Regions from separate parts of the Homo sapiens genome. Here region 2 is linked to region 1. A link is an interaction called in ENCODE POLR2A ChIA-PET data of the cell type or tissue named here. Cell type or tissue: PC-3. All regions are shown on one strand.

Region 1 (2,500 bases):
CTCACCAACACTTACCCTTTGTCTTTTTGATAATGGCCATTCTGACTGTAGGAGATGATACCTCACTGTGGTTTTGATTTGCATTTCCCTGATGGTTAGTGATGTTGAGCATTTTTTTCACATACCTTTTGGGCATCAAATGAATATTTTTAATGATACCTTCCATTGCTTTTCTGCATGGAAGATTCTCTCCCAATCCTAAGAAATAAATATTAGCTTGTTATTTCTTCCAGTTTTTATTATAGTTTACTTATTACTTTAACTCTACTTAATCTAGAACTTATTTTGATTTACAGCATGAAATGACCACTCAATATTTTGCCATATAAGTCATTAATTTTTTTAGTACTATGCAATAATTCCTTACTTTTCTCTCCCTCTGTTGCTGGAAAAAATGTAATTGGTTAAATTCCATCCTGCCTGCATGGTGTATGCCCCCGAGCAGCTGAATGTAGCTAGAAGAAAACATAACATCCTTTCCTGAGTTCTCACTTCAGATGTTGTCCACAATTCACTAGAAAGCCTTCATCCAGGCTGGCAATCCTAGTACATTCCCCTCTGCGCACTAGGAGAATGCTCTTTTCTCAAACTGGGACATCCCCTCCCTGATCCCATTCCTCATTGCTTTCCTCTGATTTCACTGAGGAACTGGAAGCAGTCAGAAGAGAAGGGCTCTGTGCTCCCTGCACTAACACCCCCTCCTCCCAGCGTCGGCTTACTCTGGCTTCCTCGCTGGCACCGTGGGGACTGTCCCTGCTTCCACAGCAAGCCCCTCAGTGTAGGCGCTGGACTCCTTCCTTCTCTCCTGCCTAAGGGCTTTGCTCTGGCAGCGTTGTCCTCTCTCTTCTGCACCATCAGTGCTCACCTCTCTGCAGAATCGTCTGGCAGTTGTTCGTACTGTCCACATACTTCACTATTCTTTTCCTTAATCCCTTTTGCCTGTAAAAGTAAACACATGACTAATAAAACTGACATTACCACCCAAATTATGTTGGCTACAATATCTTGGAAAACTACACTTGGAGAACTACACTTCAGGATTCAGTCCAAGCTCTTTACCTTCCCACCGGAGATGTTGAAGTGCCTCTGGGGTTAATCCTTGGGCCTTTTCTCTCCTGCATTCTTATTCAGTCCCAAGGCTTTAAATACCACCCAATGCTATTGGCTCCAATCCTGGCCTCACCCCTAAATTCTAGACTGGTTTATCCAGCTCTCCGCTCAAGAGTCCTGTGATGGTGCTCACTGGCATCTTAAACTCAACCTGTCAAAATCTGCAGTCTTGAGTCTCATCCTGCCTGCTTCTTGGCTCTTCTGTCTTCTCCATTTCATTAGATGATAGCGCTGTTCATCCCCAGGCTTAGGCTATAAGAGACATCAACAAAAATGCTGCATGAGTCCTCTCTTGCCTTACACATCAGTTCTTCAGTAAATCCAGCCAGTGCTGCCCACAAACTGCCTCTCACCGTTTCTTCCTGCCTCCCCTACTACTGCCTACACTCGGCACTGTTGTCTCTCCTCTGGGCTGCCGTGCGGGCATCCTCCCTGGGCTTCCTGCCTCTGCACTTACCCTCCAGAGAGAGCATCACCTCCTCGTGCCAAACTCTCTGTGGCCTCCCATCACATGTGGAATACCTCCCGAGTCCTGGCTTGCGAGGCCCTGCAGGGCCCAGCCCTTTGCTCCCTCTCTGGCCTTGGCTCCTCTGCTGCAGCTCTCAGCCATTTTGCTCCCTCCAGCAGGCCCATAGGCCCAACCAGGCCTCCAGCTTTTCCCACCGCCTGTCCTGCTCTTCCTGTAGGTGGTGGCCTGGCTCGTTCCCTTCTGCTGCTTTCTCAAGGCTCTCCACATTTTACTTTGTATATCATTCTCTCTCTCTCTTTACCTGGGTTTATTTTATTTGTGACCTGGATCCTCTTTTTTGTCTAAAATGTAAACCTAACATACATTTATCTGGCTTTTCTCTGCTCTATCTGTTGGGCCTAGAATAGTGATTGGCATAGCACCCAATACATGTCGTCTGTGTGGATGGAGTTCTGTAACAGAGTTGTATCTCTTTGCTTTCTTCCAGTGGCTCTCCAGTTCTTACAGCGATGTCTCAGTCATTTGAGCCTCACTTTCACAACTTTTTTTTTTTTTTTTTTTTTAGAGACAGAGTTGTGCTCTGTCATTTAGGCTGGAGTGCAGTGGTGTGATCTCGGCTCACTGCAACCTCCATCTCCTGGGTTCAGGCTATTCTCGTGCCTCAGCCTCCTGAGTAGCTAGAATTACAGGCACACACCTCCATGCCTACCTAATTTTTAGTACAGATGGAGTTTTTGCCACTTTGGCCAGGCTAATCTCGAACTTCTGGCCTTAAGGGATCTCCCCACTTTGGCCTCCCAAAGTGCTGGGATTATAGGCATGAGCCACTGCTACCAGCCTAAAATACATTTATTATTATAAATGGAAAACCAATATCACTTGACATGAATAGAAGTTAATTGCAACCATAGGCCGGGCACG
Region 2 (2,500 bases), 350 kb after region 1:
CCTCAGAATATGACTGACTTTGGAAATAGAGTCTGTAAAGAGGTAATTAAGTTAAAATGAGGTCATATGGGTGAGCTTCAACCTGAGATGACTGGTGTCCTTATAAGAGGAGTCGATTGAGTGCGGTGGCTCACATCTCTAATCTCAATGCTTTGGGAGGCAGACTGGGGAGGATCGCTTGAGCCCAGCAGTTTGAGACCAACCTAGGCAAATAGTGAGACCCCAATCTGTACAAAAAAATTAAAAATTAGCCCCACATGGCCGGGCGCGGTGGCTCATGCCTATAATCCCAGCACTTTGGGAGGCTGAGGCGGGTGGATTGCCTGAGCTCAGGAGTTCAAGACCAGCCTGATCAACATAGAGAAACGCTGTCTCTACTAAAAATACAAAATTAGCCAGATGTGGCAGCAGGTGCCTGTAAGGCAGCAGGTGCTGAGGCAGGAGAATTGCTTGAACCCGGGAGGTGGAGGTTGCTGTGAGCGGAGATTGTGCCCTTGCACTCCAGCCTGGGCAACAAGAGCAAAACTCTGTCTCAAAATAAAAAATTAACTCTACATTACAGTTGGCACACGCCTGTAATCCCAGCTACTTGGGAGGCTGAGGTGGAAGGATCGCTTGAGCCCAGAAGTGCAAGGCTGTAGTGAGCCATGATCACACCACTACACTCCAGCTTTGCTGTGACAGTGAGACCCTGTGTCCAAAAAAAAAAAAAAGGCCGGGCGCGGTGGCTCAAGCCTATAATTCCAGCACTTTGGGAGGCCGAGGCGGGCGGATCACGTGGTCAGGAGTTCAAGACCAGCCTGGCCAATATAGTGAAACACCGTCTCTACTAAAAATACAAATACAAAAATTAGCTGGGCATAGTGGAGCATGCCTGTAGTCCCAGCTACTCGGGAGGCTGAGGCAGGAGAATCACTTGAACCCGGGAGATGGAGGTTATGGTGAGCCGAGATTGCACCACTGCACTCCATGCTGGGAGACAGAGGGAGACTCCGCCTCAAAAAAAAAAAAAAAAAAAAGAGAGAGAGATTAAGACATAGACACGAAGAGGGAAGAGCTTATAAGGACACAGGAAGAAGACAGCCAGCTTTAGTGAAAGGGACAGGCTCTAAGAGAAACCAATCCTTCTGACACCTTGATCTCAGACTTACAGCTTCCAAAACTGTGAGGAAATAAATTTTTGTTGTTTAAGTCACCACATCAGCTAGGCGAAATGGCTCACACCTGAAATGCCAACACTTTGAGAGGCCGAGGTTAGAGGATCACTTGAGCTCAGGAGCTTGAGACCAGCCTGGGCAACATAGCAAGACCCCATCTCTACAAAAAATGTAAAAGTTATCTGGGCATGGTGGCACCTGTGGTCCCAGCTACTCAGGAGGCTGAGGCAGAAGGATTGCTTGAGCCTCAGAGTTTGAGGCTGCAGTGAGCTATGATTGTACCACCGCAATCCAGCCTGGGAGACATAGCAAGACTCAAATCTTTTTTTTGTTTTTTTTTTTTTTTTTTTGAGACGGAGTCTCACTCTATCGCCCAGGCTGGAGTGCAGTGGCACGATCTTGGCTCACTGCAACATACGCCTCCTGGGTTCACGCCATTCTCCTGCCTCAGCCTCCCAAGTAGCTGGGACTACAGGGGCCAACCACCACGCCCGGCTAATTTTTTTTTTTTTTTTTGTATTTTTTAGTAGAGATGGAGTTTCACCGTATTAGCCAGGATGGTCTCGATCTCCTGACCTCGTGATCCGCCCTCCTCGGCCTCCCAAAGTGCTGGGATTAGAGGCATGAGCCGCCATGCCCAGCTGTTCCCAAATCTTTTTTAAAAAGGTTTTTTTAGCCCCACATTTTAAAATAAAGAAGCAGACCAGGCACAGTGGCTCATGCCTGTAATCCCAGCACTTTGGGAGGCTGAGGTGAGTGGATCACTTAAGGTCAAGAGCTGGAGACCAGCCTGGCCAACATGGCAAAACCCCATCTCTACTGAAAATAGAAAAATTACCTGGGCCTGGTGGCATGCACCTGTAATCCCAGCTACTTGGGAAGCTGAGGCAGGAGAATCGCTTGAACCCGGGAGGTGGTGGTTGCAGTGAGCCGAGATCATGCCACTGTACTCCAGCCTGCCAACAGAGCAAGACTCCATCTAAAATTAATAATAAGTAAATATAATAAAAATATAAGTAAATATATAAAAATATAATAATAAGTAAAATAAAGAAGCAGCGAAGGTATTTCATTTTGCTGATTTAGTAGATGAGTTTATACTATATTTTAAAAGAACAACTCAAATTTTTATAACACTTGACAATAATTTGAAAAACCAACCATGAGCCATGCATGGTGGCACATGTCTGCCGTCCCAGCTACTCAGGAGGCTGAGACAAGAGGATTTCTTGAGCTCAGCTTGGGCAGCATAGAGAAAGTCTGACTCTAAAACTTTTTTATTTTTTTTTTGAGACAGGATCTCACTCTGTCACCCAAGCTAGGGTGCTGTGGTGAGCTCATGG

What was found. ChIA-PET counts read pairs that join two places held together with the same protein. Peaks named below come from ENCODE experiments on the same cell type or tissue, not always from the same donor. Only the 100,000 strongest peaks of a DNase experiment are listed, where the experiment ranks them.
Region 2: POLR2A ChIA-PET joins it to region 1 with 8 read pairs; 2 of 35 experiments call an interaction of 5 or more read pairs at or near these places.

The regions. Positions count from the first base shown.
Region 1 is chr6:15,576,412-15,578,911 of GRCh38, reverse strand. The region is part of intron 7 of DTNBP1 (dystrobrevin binding protein 1); the gene reads left to right. Among named protein-coding and RNA genes, the nearest start is that of DTNBP1-AS1, 32 kb to the right of the region's middle. In PC-3, no CTCF peak of the experiment used is centred here; a DNase peak (open chromatin) is centred at 1,021; H3K27ac peaks cover 970 bases.
Region 2 is chr6:15,229,755-15,232,254 of GRCh38, reverse strand. No RefSeq gene overlaps it. Among named protein-coding and RNA genes, the nearest start is that of JARID2-DT, 14 kb to the left of the region's middle. In PC-3, no CTCF peak of the experiment used is centred here; no DNase peak of the experiment used is centred here.